3 separate regions of the Homo sapiens genome follow, and regions 2 and 3 are each linked to region 1. Evidence: chromatin contacts called from ENCODE Hi-C or POLR2A ChIA-PET data. All regions are on one chromosome and are shown on one strand. Each heading gives the region's core, a stretch centred on a gene start or an enhancer-like site at or near the end of the contact. The rest is flanking DNA. Distances are from core to core; before and after follow the strand shown. Region 1 overlaps LOC101929555 (a long non-coding RNA gene). Region 2 overlaps LOC101929555 (a long non-coding RNA gene). Region 3 overlaps LOC101929555 (a long non-coding RNA gene).

Evidence for each region. A loop is a pair of places that touch in the nucleus more often than their neighbours do. ChIA-PET counts read pairs that join two places held with the same protein, here RNA polymerase II (POLR2A). Pooled maps may share reads with other maps.
Region 2: a loop to region 1 is called in a map of endothelial cell of umbilical vein, with 5 times the contacts of the local background. The contact joins two enhancer-like sites. A Hi-C loop is called at or near these places in 4 of 168 maps with a recorded cell type or tissue (cardiac septum, endothelial cell of umbilical vein, gastrocnemius medialis and 1 more) and 4 of 50 pooled maps. POLR2A ChIA-PET finds 5 or more read pairs at or near these places in 4 of 52 experiments (WTC11, activated T-cell and endothelial cell of umbilical vein).
Region 3: a loop to region 1 is called in a map of PC-9, with 6 times the contacts of the local background. The contact joins two enhancer-like sites. A Hi-C loop is called at or near these places in 7 of 168 maps with a recorded cell type or tissue (Caco-2, Calu3, HepG2 and 4 more) and 1 of 50 pooled maps. POLR2A ChIA-PET finds 5 or more read pairs at or near these places in 11 of 52 experiments (A549, AG04450, Caco-2 and 8 more).

What each region holds. Positions count from the first base shown.
Region 1 is chr6:40,996,037-40,998,727 of GRCh38, forward strand. All of the region lies in intron 1 of LOC101929555 (a long non-coding RNA gene), which reads right to left. Among named protein-coding and RNA genes, the nearest start is that of UNC5CL, 42 kb to the right of the region's middle. RefSeq lists enhancers at 936-1,609, 1,610-2,282. Within about 2 kb of position 1,360, at least 15 of the 41 ENCODE cell types and tissues checked have a DNase peak (open chromatin) inside an H3K27ac peak, as active enhancers do; they include PC-3, PC-9 and endothelial cell of umbilical vein, where a contact is called at or near this core.
Region 2 is chr6:40,935,557-40,938,247 of GRCh38, forward strand. The region is part of intron 1 of LOC101929555 (a long non-coding RNA gene); the gene reads right to left. Among named protein-coding and RNA genes, the nearest start is that of UNC5CL, 100 kb to the right of the region's middle. Within about 2 kb of position 1,340, at least 4 of the 41 ENCODE cell types and tissues checked have a DNase peak (open chromatin) inside an H3K27ac peak, as active enhancers do; they include endothelial cell of umbilical vein, where a contact is called at or near this core.
Region 3 is chr6:40,961,070-40,963,760 of GRCh38, forward strand. The region is part of intron 1 of LOC101929555 (a long non-coding RNA gene); the gene reads right to left. Among named protein-coding and RNA genes, the nearest start is that of UNC5CL, 77 kb to the right of the region's middle. Within about 2 kb of position 1,327, at least 3 of the 41 ENCODE cell types and tissues checked have a DNase peak (open chromatin) inside an H3K27ac peak, as active enhancers do; they include PC-3 and PC-9, where a contact is called at or near this core.

The DNA.
Region 1 (2,691 bases), core at 110-2,609:
ATCCCAGCACTTTGGGAGGCCGAGGTGGGTGGATCACCTCGGAGGTCCGGAGTTCAAGACCAGCCTGGCCAGCATGGTGAAACCCTGTCTCTACTAAAGATACAAAAAAATTAGCAGGATATGGTGGTGCACACCTGTAATCCTACTTACTCCGGAGCTGAGGTGGAAGGATCTCTTGAATCCCGGAGGCGGAGGTTGCAGTGAACCAAGATTAAAACACTGCACTCCAGCCTTGCTCTGTCTCAAAAAAAAAAAAAAAAGTCTAACAATCCTGAGAACTCCATGCTCTCTCAGCTGAGCCCACCCGTAAGCCAGCCCAGCCCAGCTGCCAGACATATGAGTGAAAAAACTATTGGAAGTGGATCCTCCAGCCCCCAGTGGTTGAAAGCACCCCCATTCCAGTCCTCCCCTGAAAGATCCACCTCTGTGCTTTTTTCTAACTTCTGACCCACAGAATTTGGGATCACAATAAAATAGTGGTTGTTTCATGCCACAAAGCTTTGGAGCAGTTTTTTACATCGTCATAGACAACCTGAAGAACTAGTAAACTCTCATGTTGGCTAATATTCTTGGGCTCCCTTCCCCCAGGTGACCAATGCCAGGAGTGTGTGACTTGCAGCACATGTGCTGAAGGTGGAGAGAGGTAGCCTCTGCCTCCTCACACTGCACATCCCCTCACCTGCCTCCAGTGTGGTCAGTTCACATAGGCTTTCACTCCTCTGCCCAGGCAAAGTTCTCCTCTCTCCTGCCACGGTCCTTTGTTTATATCGTGAGTGCAGGCTTGTCACACGGATAGCAACCAGATTATTTATGTTTGTCTTCACTAGACTACAGGCTCTAAAGGGACACAGCTGTATTCTATGCATTTCCCTGTGCTGAGGCCTAGCACCTAGTGGGCGTGAAATAAATACGTGTGGAATGAAACTGTCAAAGACCATGTGACCAGCTGGCCCTGACCCCCTGCTAACAAGCAGCAGACCCAGAACCCCTTTCTGGTTCTCCTCCAGGCAGGGCACAGTTGTTTCCTATCTGAGCAGGCTCCATTTGCTTCACATCAGCCCAAGAACAGGGAATGGGAAATGCCTTGTGCTGCAGGAGGGAAGACAAAGTAAGCCAGAGAGCACTTGGCCATCTGGGGCTGGGAGCGGAAGAGAATGGAACCATTCTGGAGAGCCAGACATTTGTTTTGTAGTTGTTGCCTTTGTGAATGTACATGTCCTGAAACCCTGGTTAATTTTCTTGTTCAAACATTGGTTTAAAATTGCTGGCTCTAGGAGAGATACTGTCCTTCAGCAGGTTCTGTTATAAACTTTGCAACTCCAAGGTCTGATTCAGCAGCAAGCTGGAAAAGTTCCTGGTTGCTAAGAGACCAGAGAGCAAATTAGCAGCTCACAAAAGACCCAGCTAAGACCAGTAAAAAATAAGACAAACGAAAACAAGGTAGGAAATGGGCCTCCTCAAAATCAAAATAAGGTAAACAAACTGGCTAGGAAAATGTCTGATTGGAAAAGACAATTATAAGTATTCTTCATGCTGAAGTAAAATGCACTATAGGTAGCTAAACTCTATCTTTGTCTTTTTGTCACTTGAAGAAAACAGCAGGGGAGCCCCTTTCTAGTCCTGAAATTCCGGATCTATGAGTCAGAGGGAAAAACAAACTGTCCCAGTTGATAAGGAGGAAAGAAAAAAGTGAAATAGGCTGCCTCTTTTATGAGCTCTCCCTGCCAGGACGGTGAATGGGCTACCTGGGGTGGTGGCCCAGAAACATTCCTGCAAGCAAACAAAAGCCTCCCCCCAGGAAAGGTTTCTGATCACTGCTGGTCCAAGGCTCAGCCGCAACAGAGGGCTCTGACCCCCACAGGACTTGGCCAGACACTTCAAGATCCCATCTGGCAATCAAGCATGAGAATTCAGGTACTTGTAATAAGAAGGGGCAAAGAGAAAAGTACCAAATAGGTCCCAGGTATTAAATATTTATTTTGTTAAAGTGCCTCTATAGCTATGATTTTTAGTAATTTCTTTTCTGGTCAGACAATCTAGTAAAATATTATATTAAAATTATTTTTAATCAAAAACAGAAAAAAGCATGCCAATCACTTACCTCTGATGGAAATTCATTCTCCAAGACACACAGTTTTCCTAAGAACCTACTGCTTAGCTGGACAAAATAGTAGGAAAATGCTCCAAGTGGAAATTACCAGCCTCTTGAGGGAGGAGCTTGAAAATCTTAAGTGATCACAGAAAAGTCACAGTCATCTGGGTTTTGGAGACCAGAGAAGAAATGAAGAAGGGCAAAAAAAAAAAAAAAAAGAAAAAAAGAAAAAGATGGGGTGTGGGGAGGAAGATGGGGAAACATGGAGCTACAAATTGGGAGAAAATTAAGGCAGCCAGTAGGCATATGTCAGGGAGCTATGGCGTGATATGCCTAAGAACTATGTGACTGAATAGCCTCCACTTATCAATATTTGTTGGACAGCAAAAGGATTTCAGAATATGATGGATCCAACAAGCATGAAATAATCTTTAGGGGAAAAAATTACAATTCCCCACATGGCAGCTTCCTTCAGATCTTTTCTGACAATCCTGTTTGTCAGATTTCTAAATCGCATGCAACTGCTATATTTTAGGCAGAGCTGGTATCTTCCTGGAAAAAGACCGTCCCAAATATTCAGTGCCCCTCCCTGCAGGAGA
Region 2 (2,691 bases), core at 90-2,589, 60 kb before region 1:
TAGAAGGGAGGCTAAGAAAAGTCTTAAACATAAAAAAAAGTAAAAAGAAACCATAAGAGAAGAAACAGGATGGCATAGGCTAAATGCCAAGTGAGTCTAGTCATCAAGGAGTTAGGGGAGGAGGTGACTTCTGGGACCTGGGATGGAGGAGAAGGTGCCTGAACTGGGTGGAACTGGGTGAGCAGGCAAGTAGCAGAGGGCATGAGCAGGGACCTGCTTCACCGAGATGGCTGTGTTTTGCCTTTGTATCCAAAGCTGACACAATGACAGGTGGCTGCTGCTAACTTGGAGACCCCAAGGTGTGGTAGAGAAAGACTGATGCTCATCCAGAGATGCCTCTGGCCACCTGCGCCCTGCAGGTGCAAGGCAGTCTTGATTTGCAGCTGAGGCTGCTGTTTGGGAAGCTGTCATGGTTCAGAGGCTTTTCTTCAGGGAAGCATAAAACAAAGAAGGAGCTTCTCGCAGGTTGTTATAAAGCAGTCTCAAAAATATACCTCTGATTTCCAGCCTTCCTGCACAGGGCAGCTGCTGAAGACACAGCCATGATTCACTCCAACAAATGATCTCAGCATCTTTCTTCCTGCAACACTGTAGAAGTTTCGGAAATTTGGCCTGTGGTTCACTCCTGTTCTCCAAACTCTGAAGCGTGGGGGTAGCTGAGCACTTGGATTCCGTATTTTGATGAGGATGAATTAATTCGTGCACAAACACACAATCACAGACCTACCACTTGGGTTGGGTGTTCTAATGAGGGAGGTGATTGCATGATGCTGAGTCAGGACAGGGTGGCCCTAGCCTAATTGCCTTCCATTCTAGGCCTGGAGACCAGTGTCTGCTGTGCTCCTGAGGTGAACCCTCTCCTTTCTCCAGCCACCTCCTCCTGTCCCTTTACCGAGATGCAGACTCTCCCAGGTTCCACCTTTCAGTCCTGTTCCCAAACTGCAATAGCTCTCCCCAGAATTACCACAAAAGCCAAAAATCTACTCATCTGCTTCCACACACTTCTTCCCACCCTGTGTTTGGGGAATAAATTGTTCTCAAACACCTCTTTGTTCTTTTTGCCCCATATGGTTCAGGAACATTCAATGGCTCCCTACGACCCACAGAATAAAATCCACATTCAAACAGAAGGCCCTCCACCAACCAACTTCTGCTCCCTGCTTCCCACCGTCTTAGCTCCTTACATCCCAAGACAGCCTATCTGCATTAGCCAAGTCCCTCAACTTGCTCTCCCTGCAAGACTTGCTAGTTCTGACTTCCCAGATTTCTACTTTCACATTCTCCCTGCCTTCAAGAGGTCCCTCCCCTTAGCAAATCCATTTCCATTGCTTGAAGCCAGAAGAGGTGACAACAGTGAACTTTCCCAAAGACTAAACACTCACTGCACACTGATCACCATGACTAATCAGTGTGCCCTTCAAGTCAGGACCCACATACTTGATGATTGAATGAACAAATAAAGAAGCCTTCCTGGCTAGGCCTCCCTGTTCAGATAATCCCCCTTGATACGGCGAGTCTCAGCATGAGTGGGTAGAATAGTTACAGCTTGAGTCGTTTCCCCTTACCCCACAGCCCCCTATATGTAGCAATTTGCAATTTTGCTGAGGCAGATTTTAGTGTCTTGCTGTGAGGCTGATGCTTAAAGTGACTTAGCTAGAGAGAGAACCCTACAGAGCATTCAGCCTCCAAATTTAAACTCGGTTCTGTTTTACTCTGCTCATCTGTCACATATGCAGTGGTTGTCAGGAAGTAATTTCAGAAAATGTTTTTCCTCCTGAAAATGACCAATTTTTTTCCCAAGGGAAATAGAAGACTTTGGTAATGGTGTAAAGGCAGTCCCCTTGTGGTACTGGCAATGCTGGCCTCCTTTTTGATTTGACTGTAGGCTCCCCCTCTGTTTGGTTCATATTGGCTCCTCAGTGCCTGGCACATGGAAAGTGTTCAATGTTCATTTACTCTATGTGTAAATACATGAGTGGGGACTGTACTGTGCAACTGTGCTTCAGAAATGTAGTTCTAGACAGGAATGCATTTCAGGGAAAAGCCAGGAAGCTGCACAAACATTTTAGCATTCAAAAACATGAGGATTTACAATGTTTCCCAGATAAATCACTCATGCAAGCCCACAGCTTCTCCTGCACATGGCCATCTGCCCCATTGGAATTTCCTGCTGTTCTTTCAGGTGCACGTGGTTGTGTCCTCAACTTAAACAGATTCTTGAGGGCAGGCACTTGGTGTCGTGTCTTCATGTCCCTCACAGAGCTTGAACAGTGCTGGCAAGATCACAGAAGGTGGAGAGTAAATGTTTGCTGACTAACCAATGGGAAGGTTCCCTTGGGAAAGGATGGATTTGCAACTCTGCCCATGGGCCCTAGAGCCACCCATGTGGTGCCCCTTTCTCAGGGAGCAGGTGCCTACCCCTCCCCTCCTGGAGTAGCCACATCAGGGCAGCTCTAAGGCCAAGACTACCTTCAGCAGTACAAGAATCACAGACTGTTAAAAATGTCAGAGCTTACAGGCCACCTCATTCAACCTCCTTGTTTTTCAAGCGAGGGAACTCTGAATCCAGGGAAAGGAGCTAATTCTGTCTCAAGCTCTCAATGCCCAGTGCCCGCTTATCCTTCCCACACAGGATGCTCCTTCCTGTTGGCCTTCTCAAGCCTCCTTGCCCCTCTAAGACTGCTGAGGCCC
Region 3 (2,691 bases), core at 77-2,576, 35 kb before region 1:
CAGTGGGCAGGAGGCTCAGTGTGCATGCAGGCAGATGTGGCTGCAGCCTGCCCCTGAACCAGACACCTGCCTGCCCTCCCCAGTGTCCTAGACCTGCCCAAATCTGGTGTTTGCTTAAGATTTGTATGTGGTCACTGATGAGGAGGTGAGTGCTCACGGGCTTTGGGTTGTTTCCAATAATAATAGTGACAATGGCTGATGCTAACATATGCTGCTCTGCTGTTCTAAGTCCTTAGCATACATCGAGCTCTTTAATCCTTAGCCATCCGGTGGTGGAGGTACAGGAAACTGAGCCTAGAGAGGTTGGAGGCCTCTTCCAAGTTCACACATTAAGTGGCAGAGGCAGGAATCAAATCCAGACACTCTGGCTCCAGAGTTCAATGCCCCTCAGGACTACTGTCTAATATTTGAGAGCCTGGAGTGGAGGAAAAATCGTGACTAGGCAAAGGATTCAGGTAGGCAGGGCTCACCACTAACCTGAGTGGACAGGAACAGGTTGCCCTGCCTCAATTTTTCCACCAGAAAAAATGAGCAGTGGCTGCTATTGCAAGGCCCTGCAAGGTCCCAGACCAGCTCCAGGGCAGGCCTCTCTGTTCTTCTGGGACCCTTGGGCACTAGGTCCTCTGCCGACACACATTCACTCCCTCCGCCTAATAATCCCAACCCAGATCCCCTGGAGTATCATCTCGTAGTTCATTAAACCATCACCTCTGTGTCCCTGAGGCAAGCTTGCAGTCTGTTGAGATTTTGTAGGGATGTTTATGGCTAGTGGCAGCAAAGGGAACAGACCACATAAAACAAAAAGAGACAGTATGAGCTCTTAAAAAGTTTCCAAAGTCTGGCATAAAAGCTCCCACAGGTGTTTCATTCATACAAATGACCAGCTTCCCTCCGCTCTGGATGAAGGGTTTGGAAAGACCAAAGTCTGGTTCAGTCCAGCCAGTCTCCTATTGTGGGACCTTCCTTGCGAAAGTACCCTTCTTTCTCTGAGCCTTGGTTTCCTTGTCTGTAAAATGGGTATAATGATAGTACCTATCTCATAAAATTATTGTGAGGATTAAAACACAAAAAACACTTAGAACAGGGCCCGACACAAAGCGAATGCTCAACAAATGCCAACTGTTCTCATTCTCTGGTTTTTAGTTTCCTCAGTGGGAAAATGAGGAGGTGAGTTTTGTGCCAGGTATGGGCTTCTGGCTCGAACATTCTGTGACTTCATGATGTTCCTAGGGTGCTTCCTTGTCTCCTCCCACTTGCCTGAGTCTTTCTTCTTTGTTTCTGTGAGCCCCAGCCAATTAGTTTACTCACAAGTGTAGGGTAGAGAGAACTACACAAACAGGAAGTGTTACCACTCATACTCACAGTGGTGAATCATTCCAACCTTCCATCAAGTGGATCCACCTCCATTGGTCGACACAGCTGGGGAATCTGAGCTACTGTGGCCAGAACTCTGTTGACCACATCCTGCAATGACAGACCTCAGAATCCTTCCTGAACCTTCCATGGGAAGGAGTCTGTGACAGCCCACCTGTGTAGACTGGGCCTCATCAGCCTGAATTTGCTGAAATAAGTAATTCCAGTTTCCCTGAATTCATGCAGAGGGCACCCACGCTGGGAAGGAGTTTCTCTGGCTTTTCAAGCTCCATAAACACTTGAAAAGTCATTTTATTTTTCAATCTGTGGGCAGGATGCCACCAAACGAGGAAGCCTCATTAAACAGACCTTGAAGGCTATTTCTTTGTTGTTTTTTTTGTGGGAGTGGGATGAGGTTTGGTGTTGGCTTTTTTTTCCCCCACTGATGCTTTTTGGATAAACACATAAATCAGCATCATCTATATTCATTAGATATCGTGCCTTGTTCAGTACAAAATTACCCCTGTTTTGCATGACTTTCCCCCCTTGTGATTAATATAAATGACTTAAGTTAATTATGTTTCTCTTCATGGAAAAATGTATTTGTCAAAGTGCTGAAACATCAATAAAAAATAAACACTGTCATTTGAAGAAGGGCTCATTTGCAAATGAGTAGCTGGGGTGTGGGGAAAGGAATGGACTCACCCGTCTGGAGGTGTCATTCTGATTGAGTAGGCACACTTCATATTTACTAACAATGACAAAAGCATTTTTCTTAGTTAAGCACTCACAGGTCCTGATGAGGTAGACTGATGTCATCATTATTAACAATAATGACACCTCAGGCGTAGAGAAAACAATTTTCCTTACTAGAGAAAACTAACGCTGGGTATTTTACCATCCAGACCTCCAAAACTAGGCCCAGCATGGGGACTTTGCAGGAATAGACCAAGAGGCAAATACAGATGATTGGAGTGGGAGGGAAGAGAAGTGAAGAAAAGCAAACCATGGAGCTGGTGTGGCATCTCAGAGCAACATGGAAGCTTAGGGATGAGACAGCACAAACACCTCCCTGGGCCAATGACAAGACTAAGAACCAGAGAGGGGACTTGCCCCTTGGGTAAACAGCATATTAGTGGCAGAGCCCAGAGAGAACCCAGGACTCTTGACTCCTAGACCCCCACCCTTTCCCTGCACTCTGCTGCCTCCCTTGCCACCAGGGATCAAAGGCTCCCCCTCACTTGAGTAAGTGGTCAATGGCACCAGCAAGGTGCAGGGGCTCAGACTGCTGGACAGTCAGGGCCCCAGGGAAATCTACAGGTTACTGACTTTTTTCAT